Regions from separate parts of the Homo sapiens genome. Here region 2 is linked to region 1. The links are chromatin loops, found by intact Hi-C in ENCODE. Cell type or tissue: body of pancreas. All regions are shown on one strand. Region 1 overlaps APBA2 (amyloid beta precursor protein binding family A member 2). Region 2 overlaps APBA2 (amyloid beta precursor protein binding family A member 2).

What was found. Peaks named below come from ENCODE experiments on the same cell type or tissue, not always from the same donor. Only the 100,000 strongest peaks of a DNase experiment are listed, where the experiment ranks them.
Region 2: a loop joins it to region 1, with 2.2 times the contacts of the local background. A loop is called at or near these places in 14 of 110 quality-filtered maps.

Annotation. Positions count from the first base shown.
Region 1 is chr15:28,892,190-28,894,689 of GRCh38, reverse strand. The region is part of intron 1 of APBA2 (amyloid beta precursor protein binding family A member 2); the gene reads right to left. Among named protein-coding and RNA genes, the nearest start is that of APBA2, 7.5 kb to the right of the region's middle. In body of pancreas, no CTCF peak of the experiment used is centred here; a DNase peak (open chromatin) is centred at 1,299.
Region 2 is chr15:28,963,680-28,966,179 of GRCh38, reverse strand. The region is part of intron 2 of APBA2 (amyloid beta precursor protein binding family A member 2); the gene reads right to left. Among named protein-coding and RNA genes, the nearest start is that of APBA2, 79 kb to the right of the region's middle. In body of pancreas, no CTCF peak of the experiment used is centred here; no DNase peak of the experiment used is centred here.

The sequences.
Region 1 (2,500 bases):
TCCCAACCCACAGCAAGGACTCTCTAGGGCCACCAAGCTCCTAATCGTCAGCAACTGCCCTCCAACCCCCATCTCCAGCTCTAACCTACACAAACCACATAGTCCCCCCTGTGCCCAGGGTGCCCCATTCCAGGCTGGCCCTTTGCCTGGAGGGCTCTTCTGGCCTGGGCTCTGAAGGGGTAAACCCACCCACTCTTATAGGATGGGGTCCATGATCCACCCCAACCTACCATGGGGCTCTCACATCTGCCAGACTGTGCCTCTCTAGGAGGGCCTTGGACCCAGAGCCAGAATGGGGCTCTGATGCCACTGCACATTCTCCAGCAGCCCCCTCCATGCCCTCCCTCCTGATCCCACCCAGCTCTAAACTGGGAACAAGAAAGCTGGAATACAGTAGCTGCTCAGAAAATACCTACTGAGTAGATGGGTGGATGGATGGACAGAGCTCCAGGCAAAGGGACTCGGGGGTAAGAAAAGTGAAGGGTACCTGCCCCCGGTTCTACCACTGCAGAGTCCTTGAGTGTCAAAGGACTGAGAGGTGAATGACAGGCAAGGTGAGACCTACCATGTTAGTGTCCCGCACCCCTTTGTTTCCACTATTAGATTAAGCCACCCTATGTGACAGATAAAAGGAGTAACACGTACGGAGTTAGACCAGGGTTGCCAAAGTGAGGGGTGGGAATGCTGCCAGTCCAGGGGTCCCCCACGGCAGCTCCCCAGACGAAGTCAAGGCAAGTTGGAGATGAGGCTGCCTCTAGGTGTATCAAATCAACTGAAGCAGCACCAGTCGTCAGTGCTGATTAAGCACAGGCACGCCTGTGATCAAGAAGAAAACCATTACTTAATAAAATGCAATTAATTTAGAAGCTGAAAACTGCGAAAGCCCAAGGGAGAGACATAATCAGGAGTTCTTGGTCTGGAGGGGCTTCTGCTCTCAAAGCTTCCAACCCAACACAGCACAAAGATGTCTTCCCCAACAACCGCACATCCAACCTGCAAAACGATGACACGCTCCTCTCCAAGTACCTGAACCTTAGGACTCAAAGGGTAGAGAAAGTTCACAGGCAGAATCTTCACAATACATGCACAAAAGAAAGGCACTTCTACTAGGAGCTGTGGGTCAGGAAAACCTCGACTTCACCCAATGCCATTCCCGAGACAATCAGCCATTAATGTGACCCACTCAGTCCTGCCTCAGGGGCTCAGAATCTAGCAGTCAGGCCAGATGGGAAGTGCAGGGACCTGCGGCCAAAATCGGTCCATTCATCACCCAGCTGACGGCTTTCACAAGTACTAGCCAGAATCAGTAAGAGGCTGGAGGTAGTGCCAGGTGTCTGAAACCCAGCAGGCAAGTTGGTAAAACACACACACACCCTAAACCTGGTGACTGCACTGACTGAGTGCTTTACTGTAGCAGAACAGTTGCACACATCTCATCTCCTCCATCCATAGTAACTCAGTGGCTGGTGAGGAATGGGACACAGATCTCCACGTGCCCTTCTCAGGATGAGTCAAGACAAACTCTGAGCAGTGACGCTCTACAGCTGGCTCACACGTGGAGGCAAAGCCTGGCTTCCCAGAGCTTCCAGTTCCTAACACATGCCTGGCCCCACTGCACCACACCCGTGACAGCTGCCACCAGCTCCGGATAATCCAGACAGATGCTAGAGCACATGGCTCACTTATTACAGCAAAAGACTGAGAAACAGAAACTATGTTTTATTTGCACAAGGCACACACTTGCTTCCAGAGAGACCTGAGAAATCCATCATCCCTAAATGCACGCATTCACTCAATTAGTGGTTTTCCTGTTTTTGCAACAATGGATTTTTCCAAGACAGTTGACAATTAAACCAACGGTGGGAAACCATAAACTGTACTTTACTAAATTAACAATGCATACAACAGTTCGGAGGAATTCATATTTACAGCTGCCCTGCTGGAGAGTCAATTCCAGGAATGTAAAACCAACCAAATAAAAAAAATTTTATATATATATACACATACATACACACATATATACGTACACATACACACACACACACACACATATACACACAGTTATGCATCGCTTAATGGCAGGGATGTGTTCTGAGAAATTTGTCATTAGGCAATTTCATCATTGTGCAAACATCATAGAGCATACTTTATACAAACCTACTCCACACCTTGGCTATAGGTTACAGGCCATTGCTCCCAGGCTACACACCTGGGCAGCATGTTACCACGCTGAATACTGTGGGCAACTGTAACACAAGTATCTATCTAAACATAGAAAAGGCACAGTAAAAATATGGTATAAAAGATAAAACATGGGCCAGGCGTGGTGGCTCACGCCTGTAATCCCAGCACCTTGGGAGGCCGAGGTGGGCGGATCATGAGGTCAGGAGGTCGAGACCATCTTGGCTAACACAGTGAAACCCCGTCTCTACTAAAAATCCAAAAAAATTAACCAGGCGTGGTGGCAGGTGCCTGTAGTCCCAGCTACTCGGTAGGCTGA
Region 2 (2,500 bases), 71 kb before region 1:
AAAAACTGCAGAATACACATTCTTTTCAATTGTCCATGGAACATACACTCAGATAGACCATATCCTGGGTCACAAAAAAAAGCCTTAATAAATTCAAAAAAATTAAAATCATGCAGAATATGTTGACCAAAATGGACTCCAACTAGAAATCAATGACAAAAAAACTACAGGAAAATCTCCAAATACTTGGAAATTAACCAACACACTTCTAACTAATCCATAGGTCAAAGGGGAAATCTCAAGGGAAATTTTAAACTATATAGAACTGCACTAAAATGACAACACGACATACCAAGTTGGTAGGATGCAGCTCAGACAGTGCTGAGAGGAAAACATATAGTTCAGTAAGGTTTCAGGGTACAAGATCAACATTCAAAAACTGATTGCATGTCTATACACTAATAACAAAGAAGTGGAAATCAAGACTGTTAAATGCAACACCATTTAAAGTTGCTCTAAAGATAACAAGAAGATACTTATGAATATATCTAACAAAATATGTACAGGATCTATATAAAATAAAAATTACAAAATGACAAGGAAGGAAATCAAAGACCTAAATACTGAAGAGACATACTCATGGACTGGAACGCTCAACATAGTTAAAAGGTCGATTCTGCCTAAATTGACTGACAGGCTTAACAAAAGTCCTGTCAAACTTTGTAAGGTATTTTGTAGATGCAAACAAACTTATTCTAAAATTTATTAGAAAGAGAAAAGCCTGAGAATAGCCAAATAACTTTGAAAAAGGAGAATAAAATTGGGGAAATCACCCTGCCTGATATTAAGGCTTCCTACAGAGATATAGTAATCAAGACAGTGTGATATAGGCAAAGGGAGAGACACAGAGATCAAATGGAATGGAGTAGAGAGCCCAGGAAAAATGATCCCTACAAATATGCCCAACTGATTTGTCACAAGGAGCAAAAGTAATTCCATGAAGGAGGGACAGCCTTTTCAATTAATGGCGCTGGAGTATTTGCACATCTATAGGCAAAAAAAGAAAAAAGAAATTTGACATAAATTTCATACCTTATACAAAAACTAACGCAAAATGAATCAAGGACTTAAATATAAAACTATAAGACATGTAGAAAAAAAAAATCAAAGGAAAGAGCTTTGGGACCTTAATGATTAGGCAAAGAGTTCCTAGACATACACCAAACACAATATCCATAAAAGGAAAAAATTTGATAAAACTTTGACCTCCTCAAAATTAAAAACTTTCATTCTGTCAAGGGTCAAGTTAAGATAACAGAAAAAAAAATTATACTCTGGGAGAAATTATTTGCAAATCACGTACCTAACAAAGGACTTGTATCTAGAATATATAAACAGCCCTTAAAACTCAACAATTAAAAAAAAAATCTAATTAGAAAATGAGCAAAAGTGGGCCAGGTGCGGTGGCTCATGCCTGTAATCCCAGCACTTTCGGAGGCCGAGGTGGGCTGATCACCTGAGGTCAGGAGTTCAAGACCAGCCTGGCCAACATGGTGAAACCCCATCTCTACTAAAAATACAAAAATTAGCCAGGCGTGGTGGCAGGCGCCTGTAATCCCAGCTACTCGGGAGGCTGAGGCAGGAGAATCACTTGAATCTAGGAGGCGGAGGTTGCAGTGAGCCAAGTTCGTGCCACTGCACTACAGCCTGGAAGACAAGAGCAAGACTTCGTCTCAAAAAAAAAAAAAAAATGAGCAAAAGTGATGAACAGATATTTCACCCGTGAAGATACACAGATGGCAAATAATCATATGAAAAGATCCCCAACATTATTAGGCATCAGAAAAATGCAATCTAAACCACAACTAGATATCACTACACACCTATGAGAATAGCTAAAATAAAAAACAGTGATAACACCAAATGCTGGCAAGGATGTGGAGAAACTGAATCATCCATACATTGCTAATGGGAATATAAAATGGTACAGCCACTCTGGAAAATAGTTTGGCAACTCCTTTAAAAGTAAAAATGAATTTACCATGCAATCCAGCAATTGTAGATAATTGATCATAGAGGAATAAAAACTTGTTTTCACATAGAAACTTGTAAGTGAATGTTCATATAGCAGATCTGGGTTCATAACAGCCCCAAACTGGAAACTCCAAATGTCCTCCAGTGGTTGCCATAGGTTAGGAATGATGGAAGAGGGACTGTGCATGTGGCTACAATGGGGTAGCATGAGGCAGTCCTTTGCTGATGATACAATTAAATATCTTGATTGTGGTGGTGGTTACATGAAGTTGCACATGCAATTGGACAGAATCACACACATACACACACACATACATACATTATAACTACTGGAGTCTGACTAGTTTCTGTTGACTACATCACTGTCAGTTTCCTGGTTTGACTATTGTACTATCGTTATGCATAATGTTAACATTGAAGCGGGGCTAAGTGAAGAGTGTTCAGGATCTTCTTGAATATTTCTTTGCAACCTCCTGTGAATCTAAAAATATTTCAAAATAAAAAGTAAAAAACAAGAGTATATCAA